Regions from separate parts of the Homo sapiens genome. Here all the other regions are linked to region 3. The links are chromatin loops, found by intact Hi-C in ENCODE. Cell type or tissue: heart left ventricle. All regions are shown on one strand. Region 1 holds the start of LOC105373162 (a long non-coding RNA gene). Region 2 overlaps GALNT2 (polypeptide N-acetylgalactosaminyltransferase 2). Region 3 overlaps GALNT2 (polypeptide N-acetylgalactosaminyltransferase 2).

Evidence for each region. Peaks named below come from ENCODE experiments on the same cell type or tissue, not always from the same donor. Only the 100,000 strongest peaks of a DNase experiment are listed, where the experiment ranks them.
Region 1: a loop joins it to region 3, with 2.1 times the contacts of the local background. A loop is called at or near these places in 7 of 110 quality-filtered maps.
Region 2: a loop joins it to region 3, with 2.2 times the contacts of the local background. A loop is called at or near these places in 19 of 110 quality-filtered maps.

The regions. Positions count from the first base shown.
Region 1 is chr1:229,859,553-229,867,552 of GRCh38, forward strand. LOC105373162 (a long non-coding RNA gene) reads right to left here and starts at 7,410. Exons shown (of 4, transcript XR_001737830.1): 1 at 7,207-7,410. In heart left ventricle, no CTCF peak of the experiment used is centred here; a DNase peak (open chromatin) is centred at 4,324; H3K27ac peaks cover 2,869 bases.
Region 2 is chr1:230,117,941-230,125,940 of GRCh38, forward strand. All of the region lies in intron 1 of GALNT2 (polypeptide N-acetylgalactosaminyltransferase 2), which reads left to right. Among named protein-coding and RNA genes, the nearest start is that of GALNT2, 55 kb to the left of the region's middle. RefSeq lists enhancers at 5,191-5,320, 5,331-5,540 and a silencer at 6,282-6,576. In heart left ventricle, a CTCF peak has its summit at 3,093; a DNase peak (open chromatin) is centred at 2,625.
Region 3 is chr1:230,070,764-230,078,763 of GRCh38, forward strand. All of the region lies in intron 1 of GALNT2 (polypeptide N-acetylgalactosaminyltransferase 2), which reads left to right. Among named protein-coding and RNA genes, the nearest start is that of GALNT2, 7.5 kb to the left of the region's middle. RefSeq lists a silencer at 735-915. In heart left ventricle, no CTCF peak of the experiment used is centred here; a DNase peak (open chromatin) is centred at 3,038.

The DNA of each region.
Region 1 (8,000 bases), 210 kb before region 3:
CACCAAGCCCAACCATTTGTATTGCAAAGATAAAAGCAAAACAACTTACTTGGTTTCTGAGTCTAAAATATCTTTCTTTAGATCAATGGTTACTTTACAGCTTTCTCCAAGAACAATGGTGTTGGAGCCTTACTTGTTTAGGTTATTTTCTAGAATAAAGGAAGCATCAACATCTAATAGTCACTCACTAAGTCTCTGTAACACAGACAAGCCAAGGTCAAAGAGAATGCCATAACAATAACCACTTCTTAAGCAGTTCCTCGGTATCAGGCTAGATATTTCATAAAATTATCTCATTTTATCTTGTAATAAAGGAACATCACCTCCGTTTTCCAGATGAGCCCACCAAGCTTCTGGTGGTTAAGAAATTTGCCCCAGGTTATAAACTAGCCAATGGTAGAGGCAGGATTTTAACCCAGGGTCGTCTGCCCTCAACCTCAATCTTCCCCTGATGCCTCCTTACAATACTTAGCAGGATATTAGGGGTGAATGAAGAGCTTCTAGGCATGGCAACCACCAGAGACTTCTCTTCCCTGCCCTGCCAAGCTCTGAGGGCCTCCAAGGGTTAAGGAGCAGCCTCCCTTCATCACCTAGAGGGTCCCAGCATGCTGGAGCCCTTCCAAGTCTAGTAGCAGCCATGGAACGCCAAAAGAAGGGGAATGTTTCCCCTTGCCCCACTCATCCCATGTCTCAGCCTGGCACCTGGAAAGCAGAGCCTGGGACTAAATCTTATCACAGTACAAGCTGTGATCCCAGGGAGCAGAGCCAGAGAGGGGGCCTGACTGGGAAGAAGAGAAGGAGAGAAAGCCACACGGGGACACAGTCTCCATATGCCACAGCTATGGGCAGCTGAGGCTGCGTTCCCACGGGAGGCTGACACTGACCAGGGGTTGCAACGCCCTGTGCTTCTCTCTGTGTGTGTGTGTGTGTGTGTGTGTGTGTGTGTGTGTATGTGTGTGTGTGTAGAGGAGGTTCCCTGGGTCACTCCACTTCTCACCTCAAAGCAGCCCTGGGCAAGATAGGCCATGTGGGCCACCTATTTACACCTGCTGGAAGCCGGTTGAAGCTTGCACAGTAGCGGCTGGAGGAAGAGTGGGTCGCGAAGATTGGAATGGTGCACAGAGCTGCTGGCCACAGCCTCCCAGGTCCTGCCATAGAATCGTCTTTCTCCAGGACAGATTCAGCCTGGGTATCGGGCTAGATACTTCATAAAATTATCTCATTTTATCATGTAAGAAAGAGATATCATCTCCATTTTCCAGATGAGCCAACTGAGGTTCCAGGGGTTAAGAAATTTGCCCAAGATTATAAACTAGCCAATGGTAGAGGCAGGAGTTTAACCTAGGGGCCTCTGCCTTCAACCCCAATCTTATGCTGATGTCTCCTTACAGTATTTAGCAGGAGATTAAGGGATGTGCTCTTGCTTTAGAGAAAGCGTTGACTCTGTCTCCAGCCGAATGGTCACTTCTTCATCAGCCAACGTCCCGGCTGTTTTGTCTTAGATAACTCCACATATAGACCGTCAGGGCAGTCTAGGATGAATCAGCTCAGCTGGGGCCACTCCAGGCCCCCAGCTTTGGTTTCTGATTTGTTGGAGCAGCTGTTTGTGAAGGAACATTTTCATCTCCACCCAAACATACACTTGAAACTCTTTTTTTTTTTTAAATCAAATCAGCAAGGGCTGCAGAGTGACAACCCCACTTCGTCACCCCTCCACACCTGCTTCCCCAGACCCAACTCTCAGATTCTGACTTGTGGTTAATGGTCACTTGTTCATGTAGGGTGGGTTTCTTAGAACACAGGCACTATCAGCTCTTAAAGGGTGATTTGAGTCTCTACCTCTCAACTGCGTGCAGCATTAAGAAGCTTCTGCCAGCTTCATCTCAGTTTAAATGATCTTTGGTGTTTTACCCCGGCTTCCTACATAGTTATAGTGTAGAACACTTTCTTCTGGATTTAGCGATGGAACACAGCAACAAGGTCATGATTTGTCCAAATCTCAACGTTCATATTTATGTGATTAGATCTGAGGCTGTCATTATGCTGGTGCCATGAATATGGCCCCAGTAATACATTAGGCTTTGTGCCATGAACAGTCATTTTTTGAGTTCAGTTCATCCTCCCCTGTGGCAGGCAAGGAGGAGTGGGAGGTGAAAGGGGAGCAGGTTGTCACAAGCCTGTGAAGTTTCCCGAGACTAACGGGGCAGGGAGAAGAGATAATTCTTCCTCTGTCTTTCCCTCCCAGGTAAGGCAGGCTCCAGAGGCTCCCCTTGGGAAAGGGGTATCTGGGGTGCAGTGGACCTTCCTGTGCATATAGAGGTCCCACCAGCTACACAGAGAGTGCCCCAGCAGACTCTCTGGGCTGACTTTGGAAGGGCAAACCAAATTTTGCCAGCAGCTGCATTAAGCTGCTTGCACAGACCACTTTATTTTCCATGTAAGCTGGAATAATAGAAGTGGTTCCTTCCTTCTCTCTTTTTACATGTAAAATACTAATAGCTAAGACTTATTGAGTTGCTTATGCATGCCACAGGCTGTGAGACGTTTTGTGTGTTCGCTCATTCAAACCTCACCACCTCTGAGATGTGTCATTATCATCACCCCCAGTGTAACGGGGAGAAAGCTGAGGCCTGCTGAGGAAGGCCACGGCAGGGACTCCAGCTCAGGCAAGCCCGCCCTGAGCTCACTTCCCTCCCACCGATGTAAACTGCCCGGACAAAGCCTGTTTATTCTCTGAGTCTTCTTGTCTAAAACAAGACAGTCGATGTCGAAGGGGTCAGCTTCTCATGGCTAAGCTGGCCCTGCCTGAGAGAAGCAGGCAAAGGCAGAGTGGGAAGGGAAACATTTTAAAAACCCTCCTCTTTTTTTTTAACCAATTTACCATTTTAACCATTTTTTTTAACAGTCCAGTGACATTAAGTACTTTCTCGTTGTTACACGGCCTTCACCACATCCATCTTCCAGAACTCTGTCATCGTCCCAAACTGAAACTCTGTACTCCTTAAACACGAACTCCACATTCTCCCTCCCACAACCCTGGCAGCCACGATTCCACTTTCTGTCTCTATGAATTTGACTCTCTGGGTACCTCATATAAGTGAAATCATACTGTTACTTGTTCTTATGTGACTGGCTGATTTCACCGAGCATGATGTCCTGAGGTTTCACCCATGTTGCAGGAATCTCCTTCTTTTCTTTTTCTTTTTTCTTTCTTTTTTTTTTTTTTTATAGACAGAGTCTCACTCTGTTGCCCAGGCTGGAGTGCAATGGCATGATCTCTGTTCACTGCAACCTCTGCCTCCCAGGTTGAAGCTATTCTCCTGCCTCAGCCTCCCGAGTGGCTGGGACTACAAGTGTGTGCCACCACGCCCAGCTAATTTTTATATTTTTAGTAGAGATGTGGTTTTGCCATGTTGGCCAGGCTGATTTGGAACTCCTGACCTCAGGGGATCTGCCCGCCACAGCCTCCCAAAGTGCTGGGATTACAGGCGTGAGCCACCGCGCCCAGCCAGAATCTCCTTCTTTTTAAGGCTGAATAATGTTCCATTGTATGTGGAGCACGTATTGTTTGTTCCTTCTTTCACCAGTGGACACGTAGGTTACTCCTTCCTTTCACTATTGTGAATAGTGCTGCTGTGAACATGGGTGCACAAGTATCTCTTTGACACCCTGCTTTCAATTCTTTCAGGTGTATCCTCCGAAGTGGAATATACTCACATGGCAATTCTATTCTTAATTTTTTGAGAAACCACCATGTGATTTTCCACAATGGCTGCACCATTTTGCATTCCCACCAACAGGGTACAAAGGTTCCAGTTTCTCCATATCCTCACCAACACTTGTTGTTTTCTATTTTGTTTTGTTTATTATAATAGCCATCCTAATGGGTCTAAGGGTGGGTCCCATCACTTTTGAGTCCCATGTGGCCCACTATTGTAGAATGGGGCTTGCATTTGTAAAAATTTCTGTTTTTCAAATTAAAAATTAATAACCTACCATTTTCACTGATTTATACGTAAAGTCATGAGAGGATGTGATTGTCACATCACAGATGAGGAAACTGAGACTCAGAGAAATGAAGCGATTTCACTGCCTCTCAGACGTCCAAGATGAAAGAACATCTAAGAGGCAGTGGCGGGCCCAGCACCGGGACACTCGGGCCACCCTGGCAGGGCTTGTCACTACCTCCGTGCCAGGCAGGGGTCAGCCGTTTACTGAGTTGTCCCATCGATTCCTCACACCAGCCTGGGAAATTAAGCATTCACGCCCTCACTTTACAGGCTGGAAACAGAAAGGGAGGTTAGGAGGAGGTCAGCATCTCCCACAGGGAGGGCAGGGCCGGCTGGCTCCTCCAGCCCTGGTCCTAGGAGCACTTCCAAGGTTTCCTTCCCAGCTGAGATCCAGCTGCTCACTGAAAGTCAAGCAGGATAAAGAAAATCAAGTGTTACTCACTGAACAGCAGTGAGAAGCGTAAGGGACAAAGGAAGGCCACCGAGTCGGGAATATCCCACTGCTATTAGCCAGGTCTCAGTGGTCTGTCCCAGAGGGAAGAAATGTAACCTCTGAGTCTTGTTTTCTTCGTGTTCAAGCCAAGGAAGCCAGTTGCCCAACCTCCCAGGTGGCCCAGAGGATTTAATGTAAGTAGCCTAATACAGGACCTGGCTCAGGCAAACATTACTCTCCTTCTCCTTCCCCTTAACAGGGGCTGAGTCCTGGCCGTGTCTGCCCAACCCCAGACAGAAGCGGCATCCCAGCCTGGGAAGGGAGAAGGGCCACAGAGTGTGGACTCATGAGAGGATGATTTAGGGCCAGCAGCAGTGTTCTCGGTGTCATTTGGCATGCCACCATTAGTCAGCTTCCACCAAGTGCCAGGGCCCTATAAATAGCTGCAAGGGTGACATTGCTAAGGCTTCTGCCTTAGAAACTCTCTGCAAAGGACACTGGATCACCCAGGAAAGTGTATTTGTATTCTAGGCAGATATAGAAGTTATGCCACTGAAAATAAAGATTTTATGTATTTGTACATATCTATCCTATAAATAAAATTTATATCCACCTTCCGGGGGTCCAGTCCCACCAGCTCAGTCCTCATTTAATCTGTATGGTGGTTATTAACAGTGTCTGGGAACGAACTGCAGACCTCTCTGAAATATCATCCTTGTCAGTCCCAGGCCTTTCGAGCAGAGCGAGATCTCCTTACTGGGGAATTATGGCGTTCATATTAGCACGCCTGCTAAGAAATTCTTATGCTGCGATACACACTTCCCTGAAGTGTTTCATGGAAATTAGATTTCGGGAGAACAAAATCACAGAGGGCTCCAAGGCTGCAGGAGGCGGGGATCCCTCTTTGTTACCGGTTTGCCCAGTAATTAATTTCTTCCCCAGCTCAATTTGAAGGAAAAGATTGTGCTCATTAATTTATCGTCCACCTGTTCCTGAGGATTATTTTGATTGCTTTTTAACAGGAGACTTTGTATTCAGTAGGGAGATTTAATATCATCCCAAGAGCTGGCATCTGAGTGCAGCGAGCCATGTTATTCTGAGTGATTTCCACCCAAACAAAAACAAGCGCACTCGGTGACTTTCACAGCAAGGCCCTGTCATTCGAACCCTCTGTGCAGAATCTCACGGGGCACCTCCCTTGGTGCCCTCTGCCCTGCCTCGCTCCCTTCTGTGGAGTTTAGGAAGATATTTTGGGGTATCTGGCTCATCCCATATCCCCTTGAGAGGTGACAGCGTGCTGGCAGTCCTCACAGCCCTCGCTCGCTCTCGGCGCCTCCTCTGCCTGGGTTCCCACTTTGGCGGCACTTGAGGAGCCCTTCGGCCCGCCGCTGCACTGTGGGAGCCCGTTTCTGGGCCGGCCAAGGCCAGAGCTGGCTCCCTCAGCTTGCAGGGAGGTGTGGAGGGAGAGGCGCGAGCAGGAACTGGGGTTGTGCGCGGCGCTTGCCGGCCAGCTGGAGTTCTGGGTGGGGTGGCTTGGCGGGCCCCGCACTCGGAGCGGCCGGCCGGCCCTGCGGCCCCGGGCTGTGAGGGGCTTAGCACCCGGGCCAGTGGCTGCGGAGGGTGTACTGGGTCCCCCAGCAGTGCCAGCCTGCCGGCGCTGCGCTCGATTTCTCACCGGGCCTTAGCTGCCTTCCCACGGGGCAGGGCTCGGGACCTGCAGCCCGCCATGCCTGAGCCTCCCACCCACTCCATGGGCTCCTGTGCGGCCCGAGCTTCCCCGACGAGCACCACCCTCTATTCCACGGTGCCCAGTCCCATCGACCACCCAAGGGCTGAGGAATGCGAGCGCACGGCGCAGGACTGGCAGGCAGCTCCACCCGCAGCCCTGGTGCGGGATCCACTGGGTGAAGCCAGCTGGGCTCCTGAGTCTGGTGGGGACGTGGAGAGTCTTTACATGTAGCTCAGGGATTGTAAATACACCAATCAGCACCCTGTGTTTAGCTCAAGGTTTGTGAGTGCACCAATCGACACTCTGTATCTAGCTGCTCTGGTGAGGACGTGGAGAACCTTTATGTCTAGCTCAAGGATTGTAAATACACCAATCGGCACTCTGTATCTAGCTCAAGGTTTGTAAACACACCAATCAGCACCCTGTGTTTAGCTCAAGGTTTGTGAATGCACCAATCGACACTCTGTATCTAGCTGCTCTGGTGGGGCCTTGGAGAACCTGTGTGTCGAAACTCTGTATCTAACTAATCTGATGGGGACGTGGAGAACCTTTGTATCTAGCTCAGGGATTGTAAACACACCAATCAGCACCCTGACAAAACAGGCCACTCGGCTCTACCAATCAGCAGGATGTGGGTGGGGCCAGGTAAGAGAATAAAAGCGGGTTGCCGGAGCCAGCATTGGCAACCCTCTTGGGTCCCCTTCCACACCGTGGAAGCTTTGTTCTTTCGCTCTTTGCAATAAATCTTGCTACTGCTCACTCTTCGGGTCCACGCTGCTTTTATGAGCTGTAACACTCACGGCGAAGATCTGCAGCTTCACTCCTGAGCCCAGCAAGACCATGAGCCCACCGGGAGGAATGAACAACTCCAGACGTGCTACCTTAAGAGCTGTAACACTCACTGTGAAGGTCTGCAGCTTCACTCCTGAGCCAGCGAGACCACGAACCCACCAGAAGGAAGAAACTCCCAACACATCTGAACATCAGAAGGGACAGACTCCAGACGCGCCACCTTAAGAGCTGTTAACACTCACCGTGAGGGTCTGCGGCTTCATTCTTGAAGTCAGTGAGAGCAAGAACCCACCAATTCCGGACACACCCTGTTTCCCCCACCCCTCTTTTGTACCAAAGACACGTGAGTCATAAACATCTAGAATGTTTTGTAAAAGAACCAGGCCAGGCTGGGCAGGGTGGCTCATGCCTGTAATCTCAGCATTTTAGGAGGCTGAGGTGGGCGGATCATTTGAGGCTAGGAGTTTGAGGCCAGCCTGGGCAACACGCTGAGACCCATCCCTATAAATGAAAAAAAAAAGGCCGGTTGTGGTGTTGCATTCCTGTAGTCCCAGCTACTTGGGAGGCTGAGGCAGAAGGATCACTTGCCCACAGGTTCAAGGCTGCAGTGAGCTTTGTGCCACTGCACTCCAGCCTGGGCAAGACCCTGTCTCAAAGAAAAAAAAAAAAGTGGGCCAATATTAAGCACAAGTAAAGAAAGCATACAAATACTTTCTGTGGCAAATCTGATTATCTGTAGCAAATTCAGAGGGCTTCAAACCACCAAATGAAATCTCACCCATCACCTCATTTTAAACTGTTGGTTATTTTTATTTAGACACAGGAATTATAGGTTGGTAGCATTCAGAAAATTATATTTAACCCTCATTTAGATTCAATCTGAATCAATTTAATGAAATGTGAATACTTTTCTAGATTTACAGAGAGAATAAAAAGAAATTTAGACCAGAGAGAAAAACATCTGATGTCTTTTCTATACCCAGGAGATATAATACCAGGCTTTTTTGCTGGTTACTAGGGCTATTTTCCTCAACGG
Region 2 (8,000 bases), 47 kb after region 3:
CACTCTGTTCTGGGCAGTGTCATATGGAATAGCTTCGCTGCCCTTGGAATTGTCTGTGTGCTCCCTGTTCATCCCTCCCAACCCCGATAACCACTGATCTTTTTACTGTCTCCATCACTTTGCCTATCCCAGAATGTTGGAATCATTCAGTATGTAGCCTTTTCAAATTGGCTTCTTTCACTTAGTCCTATGTATTTAAGGTTCTTCCATGTCTTTTCATGACTGGAGAGCTCATTTCTTTTTAGCACTGAATACTGTTCCGTTGTCTGGATATACCACAGTTAATCCATTTGCCTAGATGTGTCCATCATGACAAAGGACATCTTGGTTGTTTCACATTGTAGCAATTATGAATAAAGGTGTTAGGAACATTTGTATGCAGGTTTTTGTGTGGACATAAGTTTTCAACTCCTTTGGATAAATTCCAACGAGTGCGCTCACTGGACTGTATAGAAAGTGTATGTTTAGTTTTGTAAGATCCTGCCAAACTGTCTTCCAAAGTGTGCAAGCCTATTTTTTGACCAGGGCGGTTAGTCACACATAGCAGCCACATCTGTTGTGGTGCCTTCCTGGGAGGCCCCTCTCTTTTATAGTCCCATCAGTGCCACCATCTGCAGGGTCACCAGAGTCCCTGTAGGGCCAGAAGCACAAGTATGGCTGGTTCCTTATCTCCCTGGAGCCCTGGCTTCTTCCCACCTCTCTCCAGCCTCAACTATTTTTTGCCTTTGCCCTACGGGGACTGGCTGTCGGTTCTTCCCCGCGTGGCTCCTCCCCGCACTGTCTCGGTGGGAGCATCGTCCGGCCTTCATGCCCTGTAAGATGCGGTTCAGATGGCACCTCCTCTGTGACGCCCTTCCTCTCATCCTACTAGCCCAATTAAAAAAAGTTATTATAGTAAAGTTCAAATATATGTAAGTAGACTCAATAGTATAATGAACTCTGCCTGCCCCTCACCCTGCCTTTATCCGATCAGCCTATGGTCAGCCCTGTCCTGTCCATGACCACCCTGGAAATGGGCCCCAGAAATCATCTTATTTTACCTATAAATATTTTAGTGTGTGTCTCTAAAAGATAGTTTGAACTCACAGTACCATAAATCATACTTAAAAACAATTAACAAGTTCCTTAAGGGCATCCATATTTAATTATCGCTCAAATCTCCATTTGGTTCCTAAATGTTATACCTGTATTTATAATTTTTCTTAATTCAGGATTTATATAAAGTTACCGACTGTGGTTGATTCATACAACCTCTGGTTCTTGGAAAATCGGAGTTTTCTTTTTTCCCTCTGCTTTTGGTCATTTCATTGACTTGTGCGTACAGGTTTTTGTGAAGGGAGCTGGGAATCGCCTTACTGTTTTCCAGCCTGGATTTTGTGGCTTGCGTCTCCGTGGGGTAGTTTTCCATGTTCCTCCGTGCTCTGTTTCCTGCAAATGTGAAGTCGGGTGTAGAGCCTTGATGAGATTCCCATTTGATTTGTTTCTTCCTCTTTGAGGGATGGGCGAGGCTGCTCGCCACGTGGGGTCTGTGCTGCACTCTTGGACCTGGAGGCACAGGGCACTGGGTTTCTGTGGTGGAGGCAACCATTGATACTCAGTGTCTGTATCTCCTAGTTCTTTAGGCTTTCAACATTGTAACATTTTAATTCTATCTGCGAGTGTAATTTCTTTGCTAGGCTGTTTGTATAAAGAGAACTCCCCCCACCCCCACTATTTGTTTACCTGGTGGTACTGTCCATGGGGGAAAGATAACACCCATGTCAGTTTCTTCCTTTTATTTATCAGTTTCTAGTCAGTGGTAACCAGATAGGGCTTTTTGCTTGTTTGGTTTTATGGCATTATGTGGACTTACACATTTGCATTTCAGCTTATTCCAGTTATTATTATTAGGGTTCACATTTTCCCAGCTTTGGTCAGTGAAAGCTGCTTGAGGTGGGCCCTACATCCCATTGGCGTGATTGTCATGGCCTTTGAGGACCGTGTTGCTGTATACTGTGGTAAGATTCCCGGGGTCACATTGTCTGTTCCTGCCCCAGACCTGGAGTCAGCCTTTCCCAGAGAGCCCTGGTTCTCTGTGCTGGGAAGCGTTTGCGGTTCGCTATTGGGCTCAGGGCGGCCTGCTTTCCTGTTCCTCCCCTGTGCCCTCGGCACCTGGCCGGAGCATCTCCAAGCGTCTGCCACCATACACTGCAGTCCTCACTAGCCTCTTGCATGCGTTGGGGGTGGGGGTGGGGGTGAGTGGGCGGTGTTAAAGGCTACACCTGGGATTCTCCAGGCCTCAGCAGCTGGTGTTGTAAGGTTACATAGTAACAGTGTTAACCAGCTTGCCCTGTCTTTTCTCAAAGTTCCACCCATTCAGTTCCAGGGGTCCAGGACGTGCCTATCAGGAACAGCCCTTGGATGCCCTTGGATGCCTGCCTTGTGGATGTCATCTGCTCCCATGTCAGCCATCTCCAGGGCTCTTCCCGAGAAGAGGGCAGTCCCCGCCAAGGGTGTTGCCTCTCAAACCTGCCAAACTACAAACCCTCTTGGTACCTCCACACATCCCTGGAGTCGGCTTTGGGGAACACTGTGTTCCATGTCTAAGTGGAGTCCCGGGCCTCTCCCCTCCAGTGTCGCCTGTGCCAGCTGGACACGAAGCAGCAGATCAGTCATGAAAATGGCTGCTCAGCTCCGATCTGCCCTTCCTTCCGCAGGACTCAGGGACGCACAGCTCCCCAGGGCTGGTCACCCAAACAACAGCATTCCTTTCTCCTCGGCCTCTCCCCAGGCTGCTTGGGAGAGAAAACTTCCCTCATCCTCCTCCGCACACACTAAATGCCCTGCCGGTATCTTCTTTCCAGTGACTGTGGCCCCAGGTCGTCACACATGGCCAGACACAGCTGAATCTCAGGCTAGATCATGTTGGCACTGCTTCCACCCCTTGGATAAAATAAAATTCCCAGTGACTTCCTTAATATTTTGATAGGCTGAGTGGCTTATATGCAAACTTTGATGTAAACACTAGGCCAGAAATTGGTTAACTGTGGTTTAGGACTCCTAATCTTTCTCCGGATTTATTGAAAACATGTCTTAGAATGGTACGCACCAAGTGGTTCTCCCTGGTACTGCATCCTGCTGGCCACGTACCCTTTCCTGATGCTCCTCTGAAGGGAGGATGTTTAACGCAATGATCTCCAGCCAGTGTCCAAATGGCATAGAGCCACTTCCTTGTTGACATTCCCTGGGATCTGGAGGTCACTTCCAGCTCTTTCCTCTTTTCTGCAAGAGCCATGGTGCTGCACCTGCCTGCTGTGTGCTGGCACATGCCTGTGGGGTTGTGAAGGCTTTGTATGGGTCCCTGGACCACACCTGAGGAGGCGCTGTCTTAGTCCCGTGGCGGGCGGTGGGGCAGGCTCCCTGCACTGGAGGAAGCACCAGCAGGCTTTTGTGCGTGAACAGACAACTCTGTTGGCTTTCCTGCCCTCCCCTGTTTGCCTTCTTGATTTTTCCCTTCTCTTTTTGTTTCTGTCTCCATCCTGGTTGCATTCCCTCACTCCCCTCTTCTTTGTCCCTGCCAGGTTTCTGATGGGTTACTTCTTTGAGGAGGAGAACCCTACCACCATTCCAGAATACTCAAGGCAAGGTTTGAGGGGAGAATTAGGCGGATGTCCATTTCACAAGGCTTTGTTTTTGCCGAGGAGAACATCAGTGTCTGCCTTTAGTAGGTTGCCATCATCATAAGCAATAATAGCTGACTGTAACTCAGGGACTGTGCTGGGAACTTTCCATGCCCACGGAGTCAGTCCCTTCAGCAGCCCCAGGAGGATGAGTGCTTTTGCATACCCCACTTTGCATAGATCCCAAAAAGGGGACATTGGGACATTGGGAGCATCAGTAACTTGCTCGAGGTCACACAGCTAGAAGAGGGGAGGAGGGATTTAGAATGTATTTATTTATCTTATAACGTTTATTTTTTGATATATAAATTTATATTTCCCTTTGTAGTTTATTTAAATACTGTTATGCTTTTTTTTTTTTTTTTTTTCAAGGGACAGGGTCTTACTCTGTTGCCCAGGCTAGCCTTGAACTCTTGGGCTCAACCATTCAAGCCTCAGCCTCCCGACTAGCTGGGACTGTGGGTTTAGAATTTGAATCCAGTGTTCACCCTTCCTCCTGAGCGGTGCTGTACATTATGAACAGGTTGTTTGCCAGGAACTGGGATAATGCCATTTTCCTCATAAACCTTTGCCCCGCAAGCATGGGTAGACAGACAGCTGGTGCTTTCCTTGGTTATATTTGGCAAACTATATAACCAAACCAAACTTGATTATATTTGGCTAGTGGACCAGTTCTTTTGTAGTTGGTTAGAAAAGAAAAGATATCGCTTTCCCTTGAAAGAATTCATTCTCCATGAGATTGAGGTTCAGAAAATCTGTTAAATAAATCCCAAGCCCTGAGGCCTCCAAATCAGTGGCTGCTCCGCTGCTCCTCTCTCTCCCTCGACCTGGTCTCTCAGTGACCCCCTCATCTTTTCAAATCATAGCATGTTGGGACAAGTGTTCCAGGGAAGGCCTCTGTCAGTGTTTAGCTTACATTTCTTGGGTGTATCTTTTTGACAAAATTTTCCCCCCAGGGATAAGGAAACCAGAAAACCACAGTGGATCAGCGTGCAGGAATGCATAAGGGTGGCTCTGTGTGTGTGTGTGTGTGCATGTACATACGTGTGTGTGTGTGTTCATCCGTGTGTGTGTGTTTTCCTTCAGAGCATTTTAAAGGTCTCAGCTATTATTAACATGAATTTATTATCTATATTTAGGATAAGCCCACTAAGGATGATTTGGGATGAGCTGTGAATCTGTGGTGTATATATAGATCTCTGCACACGCGTATAGTGCATATTTATGTCTGCACGTACTCCTGGGCGTTGACATCTGCCTGTGGAATGCAGACATCTCTGTGCAGGGTTGTGGCCTGTCGTCTCTTGATTGGCAGTTGAAGTGTCCCGCATCCCCTTGTTATTAATAACTTGCTTGGGGCTACATTGAGTTGGGGATGTGCAGTAGTGATTTATCAAGACATTGTTATAAAGACACAAGGCTGGTTGTAATAGTCTAATCAGAACAAGTGTATTCAAAGTGGCGAGTTTCAAGCATGCTGTTTAGGAGACTTCACACTTATTTTCAGCGTTCAGAACATTGTTGAACCTCTGCTTTTGGCATCGTGGTCACAGCTAGTCTATGAGCCTTAGGAGAAATTATACTTGCCATTTGGTGCCCACTGTGAGTTTCTGACCAAGAACAAAATTTCCAAGCTTGATCACCTGCCTTATTCGTGACGCTTGGCTCCAAGTGGTTGTTAGCTGTTTCCAAAAAACAAATGTGCTTTAGAGGATGAACATTATGCTGTTGTCTCTGGGGGCCAACCCGTTAGGGGAGTTCCAGAAATATTTTGAATGATGACAGCATCATGGGAATACCAAGGGTCTCCCCAGGGGACTACTTTGAAGAGGGGCACATGCAGGTTGGTCATGTCTTTGTGTGAGTTCCAGGGTTCGAAAATAACTGACGTATACTGGTTGTGTATGTCTGTGTGTGTGTTGCCCGCACAGCTAAGTTTAGACACCGAGCTTTGGAGACCTCTGAGAGCCGACTCCACCTTTGATTTTCAGTTGTCTTTCATTTTGTACCCATTTGGTATTGTCTTGCTTGAGCCTTTGTGGAAATAGACCTTGACTTCATTTCTTAAGTCTTTTTTACTTTCTACGATTATGGAAAGGAAAAATATATATTTTATTTAGAAGGCAACAGGTGTACTTATGTTCTTCTCCTATATGATGGGTAGTGGAAATGTTTTAATTGCCTTCTTTTGTCTACTTTAACCTCATGATCATTGCCTTTGTTTGCTAGTCTCTCAGCATGCGTGGTTTTGAAAATGACCTGCACACTTAGCAGATGTGATACAGAAACCAAACCCCCGAACCACACTGTCAGGGGACTCTAAAAATGTGAAAACACCTGGTTTTGGTTTCTTAGTCATTCTGTTTATTTGGTGAACTCTGTAGCTTCAAACGTACAGCTTTGACCACTTAATGAAAGCATGTGGATAGTGACGTGAGGATGACCTGAAGATATGACTCCCTGTCCTTTGGACTAAGTGGCCTTTAAACCAGTCACGTGCCTGGCTCAACTTTAAAAAGAAGTAAAGACATTGTCATTAGATCTATACAATGTCAAGAATATTACCCGGCCTGGATTTAGGTGGAAATGAATTAAGTGCAAGTACTGATAGGTACTTTCTGGGGGTTAATTTTATTATTTTCTTCTCTTTAATTTTGATGTAGACATGGAGACAGCAGAGGGAGAGACACCAATTCTTAAGCATGTTGTGTGCTGGTGTGTTGCAAAACATTGCTGCAAGAGCTGTCTATCACCCGCAAGAGCCCTTCTGACCTGATCTGTGGTCGTACTGGACTTGTGGCAAGCTGGAATGTCCCCTTGTCACCAGTGGCGTGTTAATGTTACTAAAAAGCAAGGAAAATATAATTGAGTTCTCCCTAAATCTACCTGTGGCATGAAAAAATCTCTCAGGTTGCATCATGTCCAGAAATAACTATGGTGGGGCCTAATGGGAGTAATTCCCTGGCTCCAGGTATTTGGAGGAGGCAGGCAGCACTTCTCATTGGAGTGATTTGGAACCAAGGCAGTACATTTTCCTGCTGTTCCTGAACAATCTGAAGTTTTGCAGATCCTTGGAGAAATAAAAGCCACAGTCTTGGAACCTCCCACCTTCTTTTGGCCTGAGTCCTTCTCATGAATTCAGCAACCAAAATGGAGTCATGGGGACGGGTGGGACCTGCCGTGATGGTCCCACCTGCATTACCCCCATGGCAGACTAGGGTGGTGTGGCCTGTCTGGGAATGTGGTCTTTCTCTCTGAGAACCCAGCTATGTGGTTAGTAACTCAGGATTGTGGCCCTGTGGTTACTGTGCACTAATCAGCCCTCCAAACACTGGAGGAGCACACCCTGGTGTCTGCACCGCTGGCTGTTTTCAAGAGTGTTGTTCTCTTCCACCAAACAGCCTACACTCAGCCCTGCACTCAGATTTTGCTTTATTTGTTGATGAAGCTGGAAAGAGTCCATTTGACGTGTAACCTGGTCTCCGCTAAGCGGTTGTTCTCTATTCTTGTCAAATGTGAAGGCTTCCCAAGCCTGGTTATGCATTGTTGGCTGCCAAAGAGGGCCAAGTGTTTGAAAGTGAATACCAGATTAGAGAATTCATAAATGAAGATGCAATAACCCATCACACAATTAGAGTGCAGGATCCCTTTCCCACAATCAGAGTAACAGAGATGGGACTAAGGAAGTTGTACAGGCCAGAGAAGGGAGGGGGCTGTGGGGAGAAAGAAGGAATAGCTGGTTAGAATGTCCCTGTGTTTCTCAAATTCTGCAGTTTCCTAGCGACCCCTCCCTCAGGAGTGTAGCGAGGCCTGGCTGGTGTTTGACAGCGTCACATATTTTAAATTAAAGGCAGAGTGAATAAGGAGAGATGAAAGGTTTACTGCGTTTGGATCGTGAGTCTTTCAGCCAAGATCGTGTCTTAAATTTTGTATCTTGTAATATCGTATCTGTGGGATTTCGTCAATAATGCTGACAAAATCTGAAGTTGTACAAAGGGATAGTGGGAGTTTCTCATCAGAGGTCATAGATTTTGGTGGGTAAGAGTGCTGCTTGCTTAGAGGGGTTTTGGCAGCTGCCTTCAGGCAGTGAGAAACTGTTAAGGTAGGAAGGAGAACAGACAACTTCGGCTTAGATGAGAAATTGTGAGCACTTTCCAACAGTGACATCCCAGTACTCTGTTTAAGTGAAAAGCTGAACTCTCTTAAAACTCTCTTGCCATGCCTCATGTCATCATTTCTCCAGGATTGGAATGTGTGCCACTCCTAGAAAGGATTATTGGCAGAGTTTCAATGTCTCTCTCCTGTCTTTCTTTTCCTCTCTTCATTCCATGTGAATATACG
Region 3 (8,000 bases):
TGGAGGGGAACGTTAGGGTGTAAAGTTGGAGAAATTCAGAACTAAATTGTAACGGGCTTCAAATGCCAAGCTGAACCATTTGGGAACTAGTAATGTTTTTGAGCTAGTAGTAGACATTAAAGGGAAATGGCACAAATCCACTTATTGGCATTGAGTGAGACCTAGCTGTTTACCTCTTTGTGCTTAGTGACCTTCACTGATGCATTGAACCTCTCTGACCCTCAGTTTCCTCATCTTTGCAGTGGGAGTAATCATTCTTACCTCATGGCCTTGTTCGGAGAGTTAAATACTGTTAGTGGGTGCTGAATAACTGCTATCTCTAAAAGAGGAAAATGAAAAAATAAAAGCCTAAATATCCCCTTGAAAGTGTAGTGAACCAGGAATCTTAAGTTCACGGTATTCCTGATACAATTCTTGATTTCTGGAAAATAGTCGTCTTTCTTTTTTTTATCCGTTACCCCCACCTCTGAGATTGATCTGACTGGTTCATTTGGGGTTTGGGCTATGAATCTTAAATGCTGTTAGAGACGGACTTTTTGGGAAGTTGTCCAGACACCATGCCAGCTCTCTTGTACCCAATTGTGGTGTCAGAATGGGGATCCCAGTAGTGGGCAGCCATCGGGAATGTGGGTGGAGGGTGCAGCTTGCCTTGGCGGTTAGGCAGTTGTAGTGTCCAACAGTGGACAGACGTGTCCCTGAACGAGGGGTTCCTGTGGTGGGATCCCAGGTTCTGAGCTCCACTGCTCTCCCTCTGTAGCCCTGCCCCTCTTGTTAGAAGGGCAGGTCGCTGTGATCCCTGGAAGCATGCATGACTTGAGGTGGAGCATGGGGCCCTCACGTGGTTTAATGGGTGCCAAAAATCTGTGAGCATCTTGGTGGATGCGGAGGGGAACACCCATACCACTCCTTGCCACCTATCATCAGTTTGGAGTTTAAAGAAAGTCCACTTCAAATGAGAGTTTGAAGTTGACACAGGGAGGACAGTAGCAGGGAAAACCACTGTATAGCCAGATAATCCGACAGTGGCACTGTAACATAAACTTCTCTCTTTAAAGAAAATAAAGTTTCCCAATTCTGGAGTGAAGCTGTGGCTGCCTCTGGGTCAGCAAACATAATGGAAACAGATTGTGTGACTGCTGAACAGTGCAAAAGTAACGAGCTCTTCCCTAGACCCTTGAGCAAAAATGAAAAAGCAACTGCTTTACCCAGCACTGAGTGGGGTCAGCTTGCCCAGGCTCTGTTGGACCTTGGGGTGGGGGACACCTGGGAGGCTGGTGAAGGTTTTATGAGTCTTCAGACCCGCTGTCAGTTTCCCCACCCTAGCTCCTGTTTGGATGAATGATGGGTGAGTGGTTGGTCTCCTGTTTGGAACAGAGGAAGAGGTGGTCAGAAAAATGATGGGAGAGGGGGTGGGGGAGATTGGGTTGGGGAAGACATAATTTCTTCTTGCTACTGCTCATGTTTCTTAGGGCTTTGGGGAGAGGGAAGTCAGTTTGGGAAGATACTGATTTTAGTGTCAAAGCAGGCAAGGCCACTGTCCTGCCTAACTTCTAGCAAGTCCAGAGGCAGTGGGCTTAGTGAAAGCAGGTGTGGTGGGGCGGGGGTGGCGGGGGGTGCGGTGAGGCTGCCTGGGACAGAGACACAGGTGTAAGCAGGAGTCGACTGTGAGGCTCTGGCTGAGATCCCAGGAAGGGAAGCTAGGTATTCCTGGGAAAAGCCTGTGAAGTCTCCTGGAGTGCCCAGCAGAATTCACGTGATGAGAAAACACACAAACCTGGCCAAGTCTATGCTCCCTGTTGGTTTTTGTGCTTTTGTCCTTGTGAAGCCTCTTCTGGAAGCTCTGCATGGGTGATGCTGAGCCGTACAAGTCAGTGGATATCCAGATGGAAACACACTGGCTTAGCCATGCCACTCACATGTAACAGTGGGGCACTTCCATGCTGGTTGTTAAATATGCTCTGCCTTGAGACCCCCTGAGTGCCCTCCGGTTCCTAGCTGCCCTGGTCTTTCCTTGGGATCTCTTTCCCATGTTCAGCAATCAAAGGGTTGAATCCTGACACTTGAGGGGCCTCTTGGACCCACTTCTGTGCCTGTGCCATAGTGAACATGCTGATTGTCACCCCTGCAAATGTGCCACTTGGATAGAAGGAGGCCTAGCCCCACTTCCATGATGGGAACAATCCCTTTTCCCTCTGAGTAAGTCTTGATTCACTGTTACTGTTGAGAGTTCTGGTTCCACCATTGTAATCTTGTGGCCTTGCCTCTAGACTGCCTTATGGGTGAGGTGTTTTTAAGGAGGAGGGATGTCTTGGTACTTCCATATGCAAACCCCCCTGAATGGGTCTGGGATAGGCTGGGCCTGGCGGGGAACTCTCCTCTATGGAGAATTACATTGAATTCATTGATGTGTGCTCACCAGTGATCACTCCTGTCCTTAGAGTGGAACTTGACCTTGTTCTCTTAACAGTGTGAAGATTCCTTTACCTTGGCCCTGTGCTTGATCTTCATGATGAACCCAGTATGGAGTTGGCAGGAAAGCTGTCTTCAGATTACCTGCCCAGTCCAGAAAGCCTCTCCCACCTTTCTCTATTGTAAACCATGGAAATAAAAGGGGCTCAAGACACTAATCCATCTTCCCTGATGGGCCCCCACCTTTCTAGGGTTCCCTGCTCTAAGCAGGTGGCACTGTGCTCCTGCCTGGCTCTTGCCTCCTGCAGCACAGGGTGAAACACTGGCATTTTTGCACTTAGTCATGTCTACTAGTATGGGCCCCAGAAGCATGGGGTGTTTTATATGGATTAGGTTTCTTAGCATGCTGAAATGTAGATGACAGTGATTCATCAGGGCCGGATTTGGAGATAAACAAAAACTGTCACATAGAGTCTCACTCATAGGCTTACATTTAAAAAGCTTTCCCAGGCTATGGGAGTTATATGAGCCCCTTGTCTCACTGAGGCGGGCTGTCACAAAGAAGCAGTTAAGGGCTGGCTGCCTGGGGGCTGGGAAATGGGCCGATCCCTCATGGCTCAGCCTGCCCTTGCTGGCTGCTTGCCCTGGTCAACTGTCCCTTCTGCCGCAGCCTTCCAGGAGCTCCCCATGGAACAGAGAGTCTCTCCTAGGCCACTCTGCTGACCACCTCCTCCTGCCCATGGCTGGCAGTTTTCTGTCCCTAACTCTTAGGGAAGAGGAATGGCCAGGAGGGTTGGGGGTAGAGTTACTGAATTTCCAGAGTTCAGGTCAGGACATGCATTTGGGCAGGGACAAGGGTACTTTCGGGACTGTGGTTGCTCTGGTTCAGTTTCTTAACTCTGGCACCATTGACATTTTTGGCTGGCTTTTTTTTTTTTTTAAGACAGTTGTACTCTGCCACCCAGGTTAGAGCTCAGTGGTACAACCAGAGCTAACTGTAGCCTCAAACTCCTGGGCTCAGGTGATCCTTTCACCTCACCCTACCGAGTAGCTAAGACTATAGGCATGTGTCACCACAGCAGGCTAATTTTTAAATTTTTTGTAGGGACAGGGTTTCACTATGTTGCCCAGGCTGGGCTCAAGCGGTCCTCCTGCCTTGGCCTCCCAAAGCATTGGGATTCCAGGTGTGAGCGACTGCACTGGGCTGGATCATTCTTTGTTGTGCAAGGCTGTCCTCTGCATTGTATGATGTGTAGCAGCTTCCCCAGCCTCTCCCCACTAGATGCCAGTAGTTCTCCCACCCCTGATCTTCCAAGTTGTAACAACCAAAAATGTGCAGACATTGCCAAGTGTCCTGGCGAGGGTGGGAGGTGGGCAGAATTGCCCTTGGTAGAGAACCACTGCCTTAGTCCGTTAATTTTGATTTCATTCCTTCTGTCTGAGCCATTATGGTTAGACCTTCTTGTAATGAGACTGCCTTTCTGTGTGGTCTGGGGTGAACCACTGTGGGGAGGGCTAATATATTAATACGTTTTAATTTTCAAAATTTAATAAACACTTTCATGGCACTCACTGTGCATAGAAATAAAAGGGCTGCATTTCATCTCAGCCCTTTTATTTCTTCTAGTGTACTGATGAAACTGAAGCACAGAAAGGTTAAGTGACTTTCCCAAGGTCACAGAGCTCACAGGTGGCAGACCCAGGGTTGTCTGGTGGAAGAGATCTCCTCAGGGCCTCTGGAGGCAGTGGGGTTTTTCTGCAACTCCTGGCCGAGGGTTTCTGCCAGCCAGCAGTGAACCTGGCTTGCTCCTGCTCCCTGGGCCTCCCATGCCCCTTCCTTGCATTGGCAGTGCCCTCATACTGCGGCCTCATTTGGAAAGTTCCTGGAAGGCATCTTGGAGCAGATGCACACTTGATAATGCTTTGATAGTAGTGCTGGTCTGTTTTGCTTTTTTTTTTTTTTTTTTTTTTGAGACAAAGTCTCACTCTGTCGCCCAGGCTGGAGTGCAGTGGCACAATCTCGGCTCACTGCAACCTCCGCCTCCCGGGTTCAAGCGATTCTTGTGCCTCAGCCTCCTGAGTGGCTAGGATTACAGGCACCTACCACCATGCCCAGCTGATTTTTGTATTTTTAATAGAGACAGGGTTTCACCACCCAGGCTGGTCTCAAACTCCTGACCTCAAGTGATCCACCCACCTCGGCCTCCCAAAGTGCTGGGATTACAGGCGTGAGCCACCGTGCCCGGCTGCTCTTTTCTTCATTTTTACCTTTTGCTCCATGGAATTTGTGTTCCTACCCTCCAGGCCTCTGCCTGTCCTGAAGGCCGCAATCCTCAGCTGCCCCTCCGGAAGGAGCAGAGATGAAAACTGGCTCTGGTTCTTTTCATTTATTCTTTCAGTGAGTATCTCTTGAGACCCTCCTATGTGCCAGGCACTGCTTGAGTGTTTGGGAGTACACCAGTTGTTGTAGCAGACACGGAATCCTTGTGGTCTTGGAGCTTTCATTCTAGTGGGGGGCTGCGGGGAGCCAGACAGTAGACATGAAGTCAGTTACGTCGTGTGCAGAAAGGTGCTGTGTGCTGTGGAAAAAATAGAGCAGTGTATGGGGATTAGGGATGAGGGCGGAAGGATAGTTGCAGTATTAAAGTGGTGATCACGTAGGCTCATGGGGAAGGCAGGATTGGAGCTGAGACTAAGAGGGAGCCATTGTGGTTCCCTCTGCTTCAGAGGTAGCCCCTGGTTTCATCTTCGTCCAGCCTCTTTTTCGGTGATCTCTCTACTCCTTGGTTTCTTTTGCTAAACAAATGAGCCAGTTTTCTTTCCCGAAGGATGTTGCCTTTGGTTGGCTAGTGGTGGAGTTTCCCTCCATGCTGTAGACATCTTGGTCACCTGTTCTTGTTCTGGTCTCCTCGATGAGGCATGAATGCATCCTGGTTAAAAGGTTGTGTGTACTCTCATAATCGCTTCCCTTACTACAGACCTGCAGCTGCTCGAGGCAGTTTTAATTTAGACTGCTCCAGCAGTTTAATTTGCTGATCAGCTTCGTGGGATATGCTTGTGGAACAATCTCATTTCTTGATTCCTGAGCTGACTTCTGTGAAGCACCAAGCATCGGGTAAGTCATTCATTGTTAGGTGCACCATTGAAGAACAGTACACATTCTTAAAGTGCTTTCTGCACATATTGCTGTTTAACGAGAAATCCCCCTGGGTCCCTGTGCACCTTTTCCAGCACAGGATTTCCGCTGTGATGTGATCTTTGGGAGTTGCTGCGGGTGGGAGTGGGGTTTGTTGATTCATATTTGCAGGAAACCAGAGATCAGATGCCTGCCTGATACCCAGGCTTTGGAGAGGGGGGTTATTCTTGGCAATGTGGGTAACACTGAGCTTCTGTGATAGATAGTATTGTACTTGGGGACAGTAAAATGGAGATGTGACTTCATGGCCAATCTCAGGGAGGCGGAACTGTGGGAAGTTGTGGCTGGTCCTGGTTCTCAAGGTGAGGGCATGCAGGTGCTTTTCATAGAGGCCATTCTCATTTATGAAGGGTCATTAGATATTTTATCGGATTGGTAGGTACCAATCCCATAAAACCATTGGGATGGTTAGGCACCGTGCGTCCAGTGTACTTCTGGATAAAACAACTGGAGCATTTACATGGCGGGAAAAAGAACAGGTAATTTGAGAGGCCTTCACATTCAAGAGTGGCCATCAAGGTTTCTTCCTCTCTGCGTCAGAGACCAGTCCAGGGAGTGAACTCTTTTCTTTCTGACAGGCTGCTGCCCTAGAAAAATGACGCACTTCAAATGAAGGGTCTTTCTTAGCTAAATTGCCCTGTGAGAGCTTGAGGAGCCGGTGCAAATTAAAGGCCTGTGTTTTGGAGATGCCCATGAATTAAGTACTCTGTTATCAGTATTTGGGTAAGTGTAGATGACTGTTGGGTAGGGGCATTTGTATGGCTGTCCTGGATGATGAGAGGGTTGGCCCAGTGTGGGATGCCTCCCAGTCTCATTGTTTCCTCCTTGCTGCCTCTGGGGCTTTCCCCTTGACCTAGATGTTGAGCTTTTGCTCTGTGACCTTCAAAAGGCCTGCCCTGCCGCACTCTCCTTCCCCTCCTGCCCTTGTCCTGCCCCATCCCCTGTGCCAGGGAGCTCACTTAGTTGTCTTCCTGTCTCACTTTTGATCATCACTAATTTCCCCTGTGTCTGGAATACAACTTTTTCATCAATTCCGAGAGGCCATTATTTGTCAAACATGCCATTATTTTGTGGACCACTAGGAAAGAAAAAACACTGTCCATTGACCTGTGACACAACGGGTTCTTATCAGTTGGCATTCTTATTTTCTACTTATTGAAAGAGCTCTTTCAGACCGAGACATCAATTTTTCCATATATCACTCTCGGGCATAGATAGATACAAAGGAAAATACAAGTGAAATACATTGAGCAAAGTGTTCTAAAAGTTTTTCAGAGTCCAAGCACTCTGAGTCACTTTTTGACTCAGATGTTAGTGCCTATTTTCTTCAAACAGAGTCATCCACTGTGCCACCAAAAGCGCTGGTGATGTAGCATTTCCTAAGGAAAAAAATCCATAAAAATACTAAGAGCCATTGGTTCTGGACTTTGAAGACAGCTTGGCAATGAAGTCGAGGTAGCCAGCCTTTGACTCTTCTGGGAATTTTGCCTAACTCCTCAATTCACCATCCATTCCTATCCCACCATGATTTGGTTTTTAGGGATTAAGAGTGCTTGCTTCATTGTCGTTTCTTGGATTTTCTTCTAAGCCATTGACGTATATGTCCTGCAGATGTGGATGATTGAGCATGGGCTGGTAAGAATGCATCATGGGCCTTGCCCAGCCCATAGCATTGCCGACGTCATTGATTGTGAGCTGCATTCCAGTCGGGGGTGGTGGAGGAAAGGGCATCTTAGAATTGACCAATTACAGCCTTTCTTTTTCTCGTGTGTCACATTGCAGTTGGGCCTTCATATCTGCGGGTTGCACATCTGCAATTAAGGCAATTCCTACTTTATTAGTGGTTATATTATTAAAAATCCTTATTTTTTGAAGAACAATACAAACTGTGGATACAATGTGTCGTATTTGGGGGGGGATCATGGAAGAAGCCAGATGTGCTGTTGAAGTTGACCAGTGGGTTCATGGAGTTCATTCTACTGTTTTATTTTTGTGTACTTTTGAAAAGTTCATTTAAAAAATTTAAAAAGATATTTACTCATGTATGCAGCATAAATTAAAGAAGCAGCTGAAAACTAGTATTTTTGTAAAAAGCAGCTCAAAGGGTTTGTGATCGTATTAGTCCAGAGGTGCTTCTGCCTCACAGCTCTTCTGTAGTTTGGGATATTCCACAGTGATTCTTTTCATAGGGAGCATCAGAGATCACGTTAGATCCTGACTTAGTACCTGTATCACCAGGGAAGCATTCTTACATTGGTTGCTGTTTCTTCTGTGAGGAGTATCTACATTCTTTGGAAATTGCTAATCCTGGTGCAGTTTCTGGTGGTAGAGGATGAGCTCAGGCGGTCTGTGAGGTCATTTCTGCCTAAGCAGACTGCCCGGTGGACCAAAGACC